Regions from separate parts of the Homo sapiens genome. Here regions 2 and 3 are each linked to region 1. Evidence: read pairs that join two places in POLR2A ChIA-PET (ENCODE). Cell type or tissue: HepG2. All regions are shown on one strand.

Region 1 (5,000 bases):
ATATTTTTTTTTTTTTTTGGAGACAAAGTCTCACTCTGTCACCCAGTCTGGAGTGCAATGGCACGATCTCGGCTCACTGCAACCTCCACCTCCCGGGTTCAAGCAATTCTCTGCCTCAGCCTCCCTAGTAGCTGAGATTACAGGCACATGCCACCATGCCTGGCTAATTTTTTTGTATTTTTAGTAGAGCTGGGGTTTCACCATCTTGCCAGGTTGGTCTTGAACTCCTGACCTCGTGATCCACCCACCTAAGCCTCCCAAAGTGCTGAGATTACAGGCGTGAGCCACCGTGCCCAGCCTAATATATATTTTTAATAGAGACGAGATCTCACTATGTTGCCCAGGCTGGCCTCGAACTCCTGAGTTCAAGCGATCCTCCCGATTCAGCCTCCCACAGTGCTGGGATTATAGGCATGAGCCACCATGCCTGGCCTCAATTATTTTCTGATTTATCTTTGGGAGGAGACCATTCTTTCGCTTAAGAAGAAAAAGAAAAAAACAATTTTAAGTCTCTTTAATGGGCCTTACAGTTATGCAAAGATATGCCACTATCCCTTTGGGAGTGAGGGTGGAAAGAACTAGACTTGCCTGCGTAACAATGAGAAAGGAAGTTGCTTCTTAAGACAGGGTCTACACTAGCTAGAGGGGACAACCAGGACCTGAGCCTCAGACAGGGTCTCGCTCCATAGCCTGTTGCCCAGGCTACAGTGCAGTGGAGCGATCACGGCTCACTGCTGCCTCGACTTCCTGGGCTCAAGCAATCCTCTGGCCTCAGCCTCCCAAGTAGCTGGGACCACAGGTGCACCCAGCCCATTTCCCTTCCTCTCAAGGTGCCTTAAGAGAAGGAGAAGGCTTGAGATTCAGGTGAGGGATGGGCAGAGATCAGAGGCTGCCTGGCCTCCTGGTTTGGCCACAGTCTAGATGCTCAGGAGAGAAGTGCTTACAGGTGAGGCAAACATGAGCCAGGTGGGCACGGAGCTATCTGGGAGCACCTACTGTATGCCAGACACTTGAACTCTAATGGTGAGGTCTGAGGACACAGTTCCTCTACTGAAAAATAGAGACAGGGCAACTATGTTGCCAGGGCTGGCCTCACACTCCTGAATTCAAGCTGTCCTCCTACCTCAGTCTCCTAGTAACTAGAACTACAGGCACCCGTCATTGTGCCCGGCCATTCCACAGCTATTTACATAATTAACTGTTCAGTTACAATTCTGGCAAGCGTGCTGAAGAAATAACAGGTCCTAAATAATTACAGCTAGTATTACAAAGCAAGCGCTGCATGCCAGGCTTACACATACTGCTAACATGTCTACTTTTTGCAACAACCTCTTGTGGGTGAGACTATCATTTGCCTGTTTTACTGAAAGGACAGTGAAGACTGAGGCCTTGTGTGATGGTGCTGAGAGCTGGGCCTATGACGTCCAGCCCTGTAGTCTGTGCTCTGAACCACTTCACCCTGTTTCTTTCTCCATCCTCACAGTAGAGACGTCATCTAAGAGGAGCTTGCAAGTCCAGAGGGCTTCCTGAAGGAAGTGAGCTGAGAATAATATGAAATTAACCAGACCAAGGGCCATTCCAGGAAGAGAGAATGGTACGTGAAACTGCCCAGGAGTAGCAGGGTGGGAGCCAGGAGGCGTGGGTCATGGCAATCTATGTATAAAGAGCTATGGGAATCTATAGGAAAATTTAAGGGAGTGGCTGACACAGTCAGATTTGTGTTGTAAGTATCACTCCGCAGGTTGCGCAGGGAACAAATGAGGGAGCAGAAGGAAGGGGTTCTCCTATCCGCTGCACGGCACTGCGCAGAAGACAGGGGAGCCAGGCATTCCCTGAAGGGTGAAAAGCAAGGAGTAGAGCTGGGTAGTAGACTAGAATTTAGGAGCCTGGCCTGGGGCCTGGGTGGGGCGAAAGAGGCGGAGCCTGAATGGGGTGTGTATAGGGGGGTTGCGTGTAGGGGTGTGTGTATAGGCTGGGGCGGGGTCCCGGGAGTGGGCTGACTGGGTCGGGGGCGGGGCTCTCCAGGTGGGCGGGGATCTTGGCCACCCCTGGCCACACCTCTCTCCGGCTCGAGCTGGTCTAGGCGGGGCGGGCCCGAGGGGGTGTGGCAGGAGGTGGGCGGGCCCGGGTGGGGGGGGGGGGGGCGTGGAAGGAGGGGCGGGCCCGAGCAGGAGGGGGCGGGCCCGAGGGGCGGGGTGGGACAGGAGGTGGGCCGCTCGCGGCCACGCCGCCGTCGCGGGTACATTCCTCGCTCCCGGCCGAGGAGCGCTCGGGCTGTCTGCGGACCCTGCCGCGTGCAGGGGTCGCGGCCGGCTGGAGCTGGGAGTGAGGCGGCGGAGGAGCCAGGTGAGGAGGAGCCAGGTGAGCAGGACCCTGTGCTGGGCGCGGAGTCACGCAGGCTCGAGGTGAGCCGGAACCCTTGTGGGCCCGGGCTGCGCTCCCAGCCGCCAGGGGGCGAGAGGCGGCGGGGCTACGGGGACTGCCCCTCCCGGCGCAGGGGACCTGGGCGTCCGCCGGGCGGCAGGGGGTGGAGGGGGCGGTAAATCAGTAACCCGCAGTGCACACAGGGCCTTTTGTCCCGCTCCGTCCAAAGAGCACCCCGGCCGCGGAGCTGGTTACTCATTGCCCACCGAGGCGGGGGCAGGCTGGCCCTGTGCAGCTACCCTCGGGACCCATTGATTCGCACCTCCCCCCAGGCTGGCCCGGCAAGGGTGGGGGAGGACAAGCGCGCTTGTCCCTGCGGCTGTCTTCGCGCCGGCGGCAGAGATGAGGGACCTGAGGCCCCGAAAAGTTCAGTCACTTAGTGCCCGGGGGCCTCCAGCGCGAGTGCGGGAGGCTGAAGGAGAACCCAGGACTGTCTGATGCCTAAGGCAGGCCCTCCATTCCCACGTGGGGGGTGGTCGGTCAGCGGTCAGCAGCCATGGGTGACTCGACTAAGGACTCTGATATCAGGGCAGCCTGGGGTAGGAATAAACTCCCCGGGCCTCCCCACCCACTCCCAGCCCAAGCTGTGTACCCAAAGAGCTGCCCTCCCTGCCAAGCCGAGCTTGGTAGGGAGTTTTACCAAGGAGGATCCGACTGGATTCGAGAGTTGAGGTGGGCCAGAGACAGCAGTATCTGAGTCAGGTAGAGAAGAGCAATGAGGGGCACAGAGGGATGGGCAAGAGAGCACATGTGCCCAGTTTTGAAAGCCAATGGCTTCAGCGCTCCTGAAGGGGCAGACGGTGTGACCAAAGAGATAGGCAGCGGCAGAGAGGGAGCCCTAGGATGTTGAGCTGGATCCTGCTGGGCACAGGTAGCCATTAAGGGCTTGCAAGCTGGGGGGCATGACATGGCAGACTTGCAGGTTTTTTTGTTTGTTTTTTTATTTTATTTTATTTTTTTATTTTGTTTTTTTTGAGACGGAGTCTCACTCTGTCGCCCAGGCTGGAGTGCAGTGGCGCGATCTCGGCTCACTGCAAGCTCCGCCTCCCGGGTTCGCGCCATTCTCCTGCCTCAGCCTCCCGAGTAGCTGGGACTACAGGCGCCCGCCACCGCGCCCGGCTAATTTTTTGTATTTTTAGTAGAGACGGGGTTTCACCGTGTTAGCCAGGATGTTCTCGATCTCCTGACCTCGTGATCCGCCCACCTCGGCCTCCCAAAGTGCTGGGATTACAGGTGTGAACCATCGCGCCCAGCCGACTTGTAGTTTTTTAAAACTCTGCTGGAAGATGAAGGTTGAAGAGCCGAGGGAGAGGATGTTTCCAGAGGCCCATGCAAGAGATGGCCATGACCTGCCTTGAGAAGGGGCAGGGGAAGCCAGATGGACTGGAAGTGGAGTGGCAGTGACCAAGGAGGAGGAGGTGTGATAGGCTTCCCACGCAGGGTAGATCCAGAGACACCAGTGCCACCCATAGGCCCCTAGGACTGCAGTGGTCACCGATTCCTTTGTCCCAGCTGAGACTCAGTTCTGAGTGTTCTATTTTGGGGAACAGAGGCGTCCTTGGTAGCATTTGGAAGAGGATAGCCAGCTGGGGTGTGTGTACATCACAGCCTGACAGTAACAGCATCCGAACCAGAGGTGACTGGCTAAGGGCAGACCCAGGGCAACAGGTTAACCGTTCTAGGGCCGGGCACAGGGAGGAGAACATTCCAACACTCTGCGTGCCGACGCACGTTCTCTCTTTTATCCTCAAAACAGTCCTATGAGGATAGTAAGCCAGAGAGAGACAGAGACAAGGAATTACAAGTTGGTGAGAGTCAGGATTTGAACTTGGCTCTGGCAGATGGAAAATTAGGGTCTGTATTCTTTACAAAACCGTGTGTGCCTCAGATGGAGTTGGTGCATAACAAGCAGAGGTATCCAGGGTCGCGGTCCTGCTTGCCACGGAAGGGGCCGCCTTGTCAGTTGTGACCACCCAGCCCTGGAAATGTCAGTAATGCTGTAAGGAGTGGGGATCGGATCAGATGCCATCCAGATGCTGAAGTTTGACCTTGTGTCATTTTTCACTTTCTTTTTTGGCTCTTCTGCAATCAATTCATTTATTTAGCAAAAAAGAAATTATGTGTGCCGAGAGCATGCAGAAGATATGTCTCCGTTCTCTGCTTCCCTCCAAAAAAGAATCCCAAAACTGCTTTCTGTGAACGTGTGCCAGGGTCCCAGCAGGACTCAGGGAGAGCAGGAAGCCCAGCCCAGACCCCTTGCACAACCTACCGTGGGGAGGCCTTAGGCTCTGGCTACTACAGAGCTGGTTCCAGTCTGCACTGCCACAGCCTGGCCAGGGACTTGGACACATCTGCTGGCCACTTCCTGTCTCAGTTTCCTTATCTGCAAAATAAGGGAAAAGCCCCCACAAAGGTGCACGTGTAGCAGGAGCTCTTTTCCCTCCCTATTTTAGGAAGGCAGTTGGTGGGAAGTCCAGCTTGGGTCCCTGAGAGCTGTGAGAAGGAGATGCGGCTGCTGCTGGCCCTGTTGGGGGTCCTGCTGAGTGTGCCTGGGCCTCCAGTCTTGTCCCTGGAGG
Region 2 (5,000 bases), 280 kb after region 1:
ACTCTGCACTGAAGTTTGAGAACCACTGCTCTGTACTATAGACCAGCATCTTGTGCCCTCCCACGGTGGTAATGGGACCCTGGGCCCAATAGGCAACACGTGCGATAGTAAGATCACTGGCTGCAGAGACACCTCTCCTTCCTCAAAGACAGCACATGTTTATACAGCCCATATCACATGCTGGCCCATGTTCTAGATGCTGTGGATATATTTTTATTTGATTTTCTTTTATTGAGACGGAGCTTTGCTCTTGTCACCCGGGCTGGAGGGCAATGCCACAATCTCAGCTCACTGCAACCTCTGCCTCCTGGGTTCAAGCGATTCTCCTGCCTCAGCCTCCCGAGTAGCTGGGATTACAGGCATCCACAACCACATCCAGCTAATTTTTTTTTTTTTTTGTATTTTTAGTAGAGACTGGGTTTCACCATGTTGGCCAGGCTGGTCTCGAACTCCTGACCTCAGGTGATCCACCCATCTCGGCCTCCCAAAGTGCTGGGATTACAGGCGTGAGCCACCGTGTCCAGCCAATGCTGTGAATATATTAAACTGACTTGATCTTTACATCAAGATGGAAGCAAATGGTTTGCCTCCATTTGTAAATAGGCATTATCTCCTATTTACAGATTACAGATGGAGGCAAACAAGTTAACTAACTTGCCCAAAGTTACACAGCTAGTAAGTGGCAGAGACTAAAGTCTGTTCCTACCCACCATGCTATGCACACCTGGCTCACCCAGCAGGGGCTGGGGGAGGAGGGAACCAGGGGCTGCTGGAAGGTACCTGCCATAAGTCCCAGTACTTAGTGGTTGGCACAGGATGGAAGGGGAGCCAGGGGCAGACTGAGGAAAACCCTGACCAAGTAGAACCTGGCCGGGGATGCCCAGGTGGAGGAGAACGCAGTTCCAGCTCCTGGGAGTCGGGCCCAGAACTGTCCCCTGGGAATCCTCACTGGGCTCTTCTGACTTTCTCTGTTGGGTCTCTTATAGGTTCTGGCTGTGTCAGATGGAGGTAAGTGACAGAATGTGTGGAGAACTGGCTGAGTGGGAGGGAGGAGGGAGGTGGAGATGGGTGGGGACACCCCTGCCACCTGCTATCTTTCCAGGGAACATGGCTGCAGAGTGGATGCATGGGGGAGGGTGGGTTGTGCCAGGGGCTGGGGAAGGCAGCAAGGCTCACCCCAACTTGTCCATCCCCCTGCAGAGCTGAGCAGCACGACGGGGCCCCAGGGCCAGGGCGAGGGCCGCGGCAGCTCTCTCAGCATCCACAGCCTCCCCAGTGGTCCCAGCAGCCCCTTCCCAACCGAGGAGCAGCCTGTGGCCAGCTGGGCCCTGTCCTTCGAGCGGCTGTTGCAGGACCCGCTGGGCCTGGCTTACTTCACTGTAAGCCTGGGGTAGGGAAAGGGAAGGGGGGACACGGGAGAGGGCAGGGCGTGGATGGAGCTTCAGGCTGGCCAGAGTGGGGTCCTCTGTCAGCTTCCTCATCTAGCCTTCCTGCAGCACCCTCTTCCTCTTCTCCCAGCTGGGAACTTTTCTTCCTTCTCCCTGTCCTTGTCTCTGCCTCTCATTTTCTCTCCCTGTCTTCAGATCGGTCTGGCTCCGTCTGTCTGTCTGGCCCTGTCTGTCTGGCTTGGTCTCTTGGCCCTGTCTCTGTCCCAATCTTTTTGATCACATCCCCCAGTTTGGTCTCTGTGTCTCTGAGTCTCTGCCTGCCTCCCCCTCCTTCCCCTCCCAGGAGTTCCTGAAGAAGGAGTTCAGCGCGGAAAACGTGACTTTCTGGAAGGCCTGCGAGCGCTTCCAGCAGATCCCGGCCAGCGATACCCAGCAGGTGGGGGAAGGGGGAGCTGGGGCCGAGGGCTGGGGAGAGGGGAACTGGGCCACGCTCCCTGACCAACTCCTCCTGTCCCTCCTCCTTCAGCTAGCTCAGGAGGCCCGCAACATCTACCAGGAGTTCCTGTCCAGCCAGGCGCTGAGCCCAGTGAACATCGACCGTCAGGCCTGGCTTGGCGAGGAGGTGCTGGCCGAGCCCCGGCCGGACATGTTTCGGGCACAGCAGCTTCAGGTGGGCGATCCTGGGGGGATTGGCCTTGAAAGGGAGACAAAAGGAGCAGGGGCGGGGTCGGACCCTGGCGGGGAGTCTGAACTACAAAGCGGAGGGGGCAAATTTGGAGGCGGAGACAGAGCCAAATGCCGGGGCAGGCAGGGCGGAGCTCAGAGGGCGGTATCAGAGGCACGGGGAAGGACAGTTAGAGGCGGAGCCTAGCTGAGCTCGGGGCGGGCTTGGACCCCGGGGGTGGGTATAGGAACTGAGGTCGGGGCGGGGCTTGGGAAATCCAGCCCTAGGTTTGGGGCGGGGCCAGCCCCAAGGACCCGGCCTGGGTGCAGGCAGCCCAGCGCCCCCACCCCAGCCCCGGCTCACCTGTTCCGGGGTCGCCCCGCAGATCTTCAACTTGATGAAGTTCGACAGCTATGCGCGCTTCGTCAAGTCCCCGCTGTACCGCGAGTGCCTGCTAGCCGAAGCCGAGGGACGCCCTCTGCGGGAACCTGGCTCCTCGCGCCTCGGCAGCCCTGACGCCACGAGGAAGGTGCGTGGGACTGGGCGAGGGACTGGGCGAGGCAGGGGGTCCTGCGGACCGCGTGCAAGAGGGGACGCCTCCGGGTGCAGATCTGCGAGTCTGTGCCCACGGTCTGCATGCGGGCTGGGGCCCAGCCCGGTGCCAGCGCCTCCCCTGTACCCACAGAAGCCGAAGCTGAAGCCCGGGAAGTCGCTGCCGCTGGGTGTGGAGGAGTTGGGGCAGCTGCCACCCGTTGAGGGTCCTGGGGGCCGCCCTCTCCGCAAGTCCTTCCGCCGGGGTGAGGGCAGGAGCGAGCAACAGAGATGTGGGGAAGGCGGGAGTTTGGTTAAATTTGGGGAGTGCCCCCTTCCTCCTACGTGGCCCACAGTCTGTAAGTCTGTGAAAATTGAAACCCAGGTCCCAGTGACCACCACACTCCCCTGGGTGGTTCGGGTCTTGGGCTAGACCTCAGACGTTTGGAAATCTCCAACGGTGGTGTCGCTCCCAGGGATTTACACCTGGGCCCCTGCAGGATGGCTCCAAACAAGGCCCACCAGTGGGGAACAGGCTTCCGCAGAGGATGGGTGAGGGCGGGGGGCTGTTCGCGTTCATCGCTCCCTCTTCACTAGAGCTGGGCGGGACTGCAAACGCCGCCTTGCGCCGAGAGTCTCAGGGCTCCCTCAACTCCTCCGCCAGCCTGGACCTTGGCTTCCTAGCCTTCGTCAGCAGCAAATCTGAGGTGAGCCGACTGTTGGGGAAGACAAGATGCTCTATGGGCTAGAGTCACTACTCAGGCCCATTTACGTGGTGGCCCTCATTCCAAGTTGCTGTCCTTACTGCGTCTCCCAGCTTGCTCTGCGTAGCCAACCCTTCAGCCTCCTTACTTGTCTCACTACATTGGTCCCCATATATGTCATGGGTACACATCCTCAGTTGGCAAATGTGTGCACATGTGCAGCACCCAGGTGTGTATACACAGCACGTGTGTGGGAATCAGCGGGTGGACCCGTCTCTAGGTGCCCATATGCCTGGGTGTGCATACATGTGTTCCTGCAGGAGGACGTATCTTTGCCTGCCTTGGGAGTGCGTGTGCATGCTTGAGCCCCAGCAAGCTTACCTATCTCTGTGTACCTGTGTGCATGCCCTTGCATGTGTACACATAATCTCCCCCACTCCTGCCATGAATCAGAGCCACCGGAAGAGCCTTGGGAGCACGGAGGGTGAAAGTGAAAGCCGGCCAGGGAAGTACTGCTGTGTGTACCTGCCCGATGGCACAGCCTCCTTGGCCCTGGCCAGACCTGGCCTCACCATCCGAGACATGCTGGCAGGGATCTGTGAGAAACGAGGCCTCTCTCTACCTGACATCAAGGTCTACCTGGTGGGCAATGAACAGGTGGGAACGTGACCTGGCTCCAACTCTAACCTCCTTCCTGATCCTGACCCCAACTCCATTTCTGTCTCTGCTCAGTCATGGCTCCAACCCCAATTCAAGTTCTAAACCCAACTCCAAAGCACCCTCAGCACCAACTTTCACTCACTCAGACATCCACCCACCCCCCACCTCATGTCCTTCCAGGTTTCCACCTTCATCCATCATCCTATTGTGGTGACCTTAGGGAGGTAAAACTGGAGAGAACCACTGTTGGAGCTGGGGTTTGCCCCTCATCATTCCCAGAGTCCAGACTCCCATCCCCACAGACCCATCCTGGAAATGGCCATCCGTGGGGTGCCCTCACCTCCTTAGCCTCTAGGGGCACCCAAGTGCACCTAACCAATGAACTTTTTCCTTTAGGTGCAAACTAGCTTAAACTTTAAAGAAGACCTAGGGGAAAACTGGCTTTAAAGGAAACCATTCAGTCAGGGGAATCTCAAGGAAGAATGCTACCTTCCAGGGGGCCATCGGGATTTCATTTACCTAGTAGACAAGTCCTAAGGCCTTGCCAGGTGTGTGGGGGAGAGGAACCTAGATCTGGGGCTGTCCTCCTGGCCCACAGGCTGAAAGTAAGCCAAGCAGGGAGTGATCAGGGAGGAGGAAGAGTGAAAACTCCAGAGAAGGTCTCTTGGGAGAGGGTAGGCATTTCTGGCTGGTGTCCGGAAGGCTTCATGGAAGAAGCAGCAGTAGATGTGGATGGGCAGAGCTGTGGGGGAGGATATTCCAGGCAGAGGGAACAGCTTAGGCAAAGGCCTGCAGGTGGGTACTTGCGGGGCATGTTCAGGGGCCTGGAGTGCAGGGGTGCGAGGGCAGTAGTGGGAGGCATTTTGCCCACTCTTCTCAGGCCGCTAGGGCGGCTGCCAGCAGCCCAGATGGGCTTTCATACATGCTAAATATAACTTCCTCACCCACACTCCACCTGCTCCTGCAGCACAGCATAAGCCTACTGCCTGGGAGATGCTGCCCCCAACCCCCACATCAGGCTGGAGCAGGCAGTGGGGCCTCTGAAGGTGGTCA
Region 3 (5,000 bases), 81 kb before region 1:
GAGTAGTTTCCATCCTATTTAAATGTTTCCTGTACCGTGTGTGCACGTGTATTGTTACTGAGACAAGGCCTCACTCTGTGATGGAGTGCAGTGGCATGATAATAGCTCACTGCAGCCTCGACTTCCCAGGATCAGGCAATTCTCCCACCAGAGCCTCCTGGGCAGCTGGGACTACAGACATGTGCCAACAAGCCCAGCTAATTTTTTGTATTTTTTGTAGAGACTGGGTTTCACCACGTTATCCAAGCTGGTCTTGAGCTCCTGGGTGCAAGCAATTGCCCACCTCAGCCTCCCAAAGTGCTGGGATTACATGTACCATATACTTAAACCAATATGCTCAAATTTGATAGCAAACAAAGCTATACCACAAAATATGTCTAATTTCTAAAAGGCATGTAAATAAATAAAAACCCAGCATAGAACCACTGCAGGCTCAAGGTGGGTTTTCAAAGAATCACAGCAGATGATGGATCAATAAGAAGCATTAAGTACAGGCTCCCCACAGATACAAATTCCAAAATTTCCAGTGCTTCATGAGATTTAGCCACATTAAATTACTGTTTTCCACAGTAATTCTAAAAACGTAAATAAGAAAGGTCCCTGATCAGTTCATTTAAACAAGCAAGCCTGTATACAGTTCAACTACTATTTTTTTTTAAGTTACTACCCTTCAAAGATGAAGAACTCACTAAAATAATGGTCTATCTTCACTTATTGAACTAAAGCTAAAATGAATTACCACTAACTGCCAATGAAGGAGGAATCAAGTCTGGATGCCAACAGCAGCTTCTTAATGACAATTAAGGAACAAAATGTCTCCAGAAAGATGCAGAAGCAGGACAGGTGCCCCAGTAATGAGACTTATTTATTTCACAGGTAACATTTTGGGCAGTGTCCTTGAAAATCCTCAATTTCAGATATTATTTGCCATTTTATTTCAGCACATCCATCGTCTTGATCTATCTGAAGAAAAATCACTGACAAGGTAATTTAAAATCTTGACAGTCTGGGTACCAAACTTGTCAAAATTGCTTTGAAAGCTTGGGGGCACAGGGACCTTAAGAACAATCCTTTATAAATGATTGACTTTTACCCCTAAATAGGTACCTAGCACTTTCTTTATTTGGAGACAAGGTCTTGCTCTGTCACCCAGGCTGGAGTGCAGTAGGGCAATCAGCCTCGACCTGGTCCAAAGGTCAAGCAATCCTCCTACCTCAGTTTCCCGAGAAGCTGGGAACCACAGGCACGCGCCACCACGCCCAGCTAATTTTTTTTTTTTAATTTTGAGGGTTTTAAGAGACAGGGTCTCACTCTCTTGCCCATGCTGAAGGGCAGTGGCACGATCATAGCTCACCTGCAGCCTCCACTTCCTGGGCTCACGGGATCCTCCTGCCTCAGCCACCTGAGTAGCTGAGACTATAGGCAGGCGCCACCACACTCTAATAATTTTTTTTATTTTTTGTAGAGACAGGGTCTCCTATGTTGCCCAGGCGGGTCTTGATACTCCTGGACTCAAGTGATTTTTCTGCCTCGGCCTCTCAAAGTGCTGGGAGTATAGGAGTGAGCCACCAGGCCCGTCGACCAAGCGCTCTAATAACTAAATACAATGAACTTATTTCCGTAATTTTTGTAAAAAGGTAAATGCATACCTACACACGCATACATCCCTGATACTTCATTTTCCATTTTTTCAGTTTATATTCAGCCTCAGTTTAGGACAAGTGTGTAACAATACAATCCAAACACTTTAGTATCTAGTATCACAACAACTCTGCGTCGTAGGTATTCATATCACGATGTTCCACATGAGGAAACTTAACGCAAACAGCGGATAAGCTGGTAAAGGGCTGAGAGTTGAAGCTGAATGTATCTGATTCCAAAAACACACTTTCATTCGACTACAAGGCACTGCCTCCCTTGACAGGAAAACAATAAAGACAGAAGCATAAACTTTTCACTTTTTCCGGGTGTCATTTCTATATCTCGGTGCGATGTAGTGATTAAATGAAAGAACACTGGAGTCCAGCTGCTGGGATTCAAATCCAGCTCCACTACTGCCCGGGACTCGCGCCCCGTTAACTGAGCGGCAGGGCACCAGCCCGCCGGCTGTGGCGCTCGAGAAGCCTGCGGCGCTGCCTAAGCACCTGGAAACGCGCCGGCCCTGCGGGGGCGAAATCGTCTAGGACGATAGGGATCTCCAAGGAGTGCGCTGGGGGTTATTTTCGGGGCAAATAATTAGAGAAAACGAGGATCACACAACAAAACAGCAACCCGGCACGGGAAGGAGCGCGGGCCTGGCGCCCCGAGGCGTGAGGCGGCGCGGACCACGGCTGAGGGAGCTCGGCGCTCGCCCGACGCCCGGGAGGATGCAGGCCGCCCCCCAGGTGTGAAAGGGACCCGCCCGGCAACCGAAGGTGCAAAGCCCAACCTGGCGTTCCGAGGGGCCCTGCGTGGCGTCAGGGGAGACCCAACCCGCGTCCCGAACCCACCTCAACCTTGGGAAGGACCCAGCCCCGGCATCTGGAGAAGCCCAACCCGGCACCAGTAATGGCCGGTCCCGGCGTCCGGAATCCGCCCCGGAATCGGGAGGGTCCCAGCCCCGCATCCCGAGCCCACTTCGGCGTCCGGAGGGACCCACCCCCGACTTCGGCAAGGCCAGCCCCGGCGTCCGGAGCCCACCCCCGCGTCGCGAGAGACACACCCCGGCATCAGGAAGGGCCGCCCCGGCGTCGGGAGAGGCCTACCTTGGCGTCGGGAAGCGCCCCTCCCGGAGAGTAGCGGGCCGCGGACCCGCTGAGGAAGAAAAGGAGGCAGGGAGGGGTGGGCGGAGCTGTGCGCAGGCGGCGGGTACTCACTCGCTGGCGCAGGCCGCTCTGTAGACCTTCTCCGGGTTGCCGGGGGTCGCGAGCCGCCACACGTTGGGAGCGCGGGGGGAGGGGGAGGGGCGCGCGCGTCCGATGCCAGAGACACGCTCTCGGGGCGGGCGCAGGCGCAGCGCGCGGAGACTTAACCAACCCCCGCCGCGGGGGAGCCATCCGGGACGTACCAACTGCGCGGGAGGCGCTGACCGCCCGTGAGCCGGCTCGCACCTTGCGCGGTCTCAGTTGCTTGCGCTTTGGGGGAAAGCAAGGAGTAACAACAGACTCAGAGATAGCTGTGGGGCAAAATGTATAGAACGGCCACTTTTGAGGACAATTCCGTGTGATGAAATTTAAAATGTCCATTTTATGACCCAGCAATTTCACGTCTAGAAAAATACGGAAATGCCGGGTGCGATGGCTCACGCCTGTAATCCCAGCGCTTTGGGAGGCAGAGGCGGGCGGATTACCTGAGGTCGGGAGTTCGAGACCAGCCTGGTCAACATAGAGAAACCCCTTCTGTACTAAAATACAAAAATTAGCCAGGCGTGGTGGCGCGTGCGTGTAATAACAGCTACTCAGGAGCCTGAGGCAGGAGAATCGCTTGAATCCGGGAGGCGGAGGATGCAGTGAGCCCAGGTCACTGCCACTGCACTCCAGCCTGGGCAACAGAGCGAGACTCCGTCTCAAAAAAAAAAAAAAAAAAAAAGGGAAAGAAAGAAAAGAAAAATACAGACACTCCTACAGGTGTGCACAAGACATGTTCAAGGAGGCCAGCTTCCTGGCGGAAAATGTGAACAGCAGAAATGTCCAATAAGTCTCGCATAAATAAAACACCAAATGTCCCTACAGTGATATACTACAACAAATAAAACAAAGGAATCCTATATGTGTCAACATTTGCTAGGTCACAACTACTTAAGTTATTGAAATAGCGACATGCCAACAAATATGTACACTGTGAAATGATTTATATAAATTTAAAAATAGGTAAATTAGAACAGTATATACTGTTTACAGAAAATCTATGTGTGTAAAAGTATATAAGATGAACTAGATGGATACCATGGTAATGGTAAAGGGGTGAAAGAAGGAGTAGCGGAAAATGTGGGGAGAAGCAAACAGGACTTCAGATAGATCTGTCATGATTTCTATTAAAAAGAAAGACCTGGCCAGGCGTGGTGGATCACGCCTGTAATCCCAGCACTTTGGGGGGCCAAGGTAGGCAGATCACTTGAGGTCAGGAGTTAGAGACTAGCCTGACCAACATGGTGAAACCCCATCTCCACTAAAAATACAAAAATTAGCTTGGCGTGGTGGTACATGCCAGTAATCCCAGCTATTCGGGAGGCTGAGGCAGGAAAATCGCTTGAACCTGGGAGGCAGAGGTTGCAGTGAGCCGAGATCACACCACTGCACTCCAGCCTGGGTGACAGAGTGAGACTCTGTCTCAAAAAAAAAAAAAAGAGAGAGAGAGACCTAAAAATAAACGTAAGAAAATGTTAACAGTAGGGTAATCGAACGTGGAACTACAGGCACATTATTCTTAATACTTTTCTGTAACATTTACATTCTGGAATGCCTTTGCCCTATCTCCCCCATGCCACCTACCTCCAACTGATCCTCCAAAACCCACCTGAACCATTTCTTCCACTGCTTCCTTGAACCTCAGTTCATTTCTCCTGCATCCTTCCTCAGCTGCTGGGACATTCGATCTCCCACAGTATACTACAATTCTTTGCTCTATGAGTCTATATCTCTTCTATAAGACTTGTGAGCTCTATGAAGACATGATCCATGTAATCCTCACAAGTAGCAATGGGCCTGTCCTAAAGCAAACACTCAAAAAATGTTGATTGAATTGAATTGAGGAGTGGGGAGATCAGAAAAGGTTTCAGTGCAGGGCCAAAAAGATCCTTTTAGGGCATCTTACTTCAGGGAAGACTATTGATGCATTGGTGGTGGCAGCCATTCTGCAAACCTGAGGACAGACAGCCTATGGCAGGCAGCCTGTAAGATGGCCCTAGATCCCACAGGCTGGCAACCACACTCTTGTGTAATCTCTCTTCTTGTGTGTGGGCTATGCTTAATAACTCACTTCTAAACAATAGAATAAGGCAGAAATGATGGCATGTCATTTCC

The links. ChIA-PET counts read pairs that join two places held together with the same protein. Peaks named below come from ENCODE experiments on the same cell type or tissue, not always from the same donor. Only the 100,000 strongest peaks of a DNase experiment are listed, where the experiment ranks them.
Region 2: POLR2A ChIA-PET joins it to region 1 with 10 read pairs; 4 of 35 experiments call an interaction of 5 or more read pairs at or near these places.
Region 3: POLR2A ChIA-PET joins it to region 1 with 13 read pairs; 8 of 35 experiments call an interaction of 5 or more read pairs at or near these places.

Annotation. Positions count from the first base shown.
Region 1 is chr5:177,084,673-177,089,672 of GRCh38, forward strand. It overlaps FGFR4 (fibroblast growth factor receptor 4), which reads left to right and starts at 2,243. Exons shown (of 18, transcript NM_213647.3): 1 at 2,243-2,405; 2 at 4,878-5,000. The coding sequence starts at 4,931. RefSeq lists silencers at 1,854-1,903, 2,154-2,613, a promoter at 2,124-2,343 and an enhancer at 2,309-2,759. In HepG2, a CTCF peak has its summit at 2,451 (motif pointing right); DNase peaks (open chromatin) are centred at 2,039, 2,609 and 3,158; H3K4me3 peaks cover 2,473 bases.
Region 2 is chr5:177,364,977-177,369,976 of GRCh38, forward strand. It overlaps RGS14 (regulator of G protein signaling 14), which reads left to right. Exons shown (of 15, transcript NM_006480.5): 2 at 987-1,008; 3 at 1,201-1,379; 4 at 1,732-1,824; 5 at 1,915-2,058; 6 at 2,438-2,581; 7 at 2,738-2,849; 8 at 3,181-3,290; 9 at 3,741-3,944. Among named protein-coding and RNA genes, the nearest start is that of RGS14, 9.6 kb to the left of the region's middle. RefSeq lists enhancers at 1-4, 1,978-2,617, 2,618-3,256, 4,356-5,000, 4,756-4,825. In HepG2, a CTCF peak has its summit at 4,297; a DNase peak (open chromatin) is centred at 2,215; H3K4me3 peaks cover 1,024 bases.
Region 3 is chr5:177,003,795-177,008,794 of GRCh38, forward strand. It overlaps UIMC1 (ubiquitin interaction motif containing 1), which reads right to left and starts at 2,985. Exons shown (of 15, transcript NM_001199298.2): 1 at 2,856-2,985. RefSeq lists silencers at 2,191-2,240, 2,611-3,000, 3,011-3,110. In HepG2, a CTCF peak has its summit at 2,135; DNase peaks (open chromatin) are centred at 2,117 and 2,937; H3K4me3 peaks cover 2,606 bases.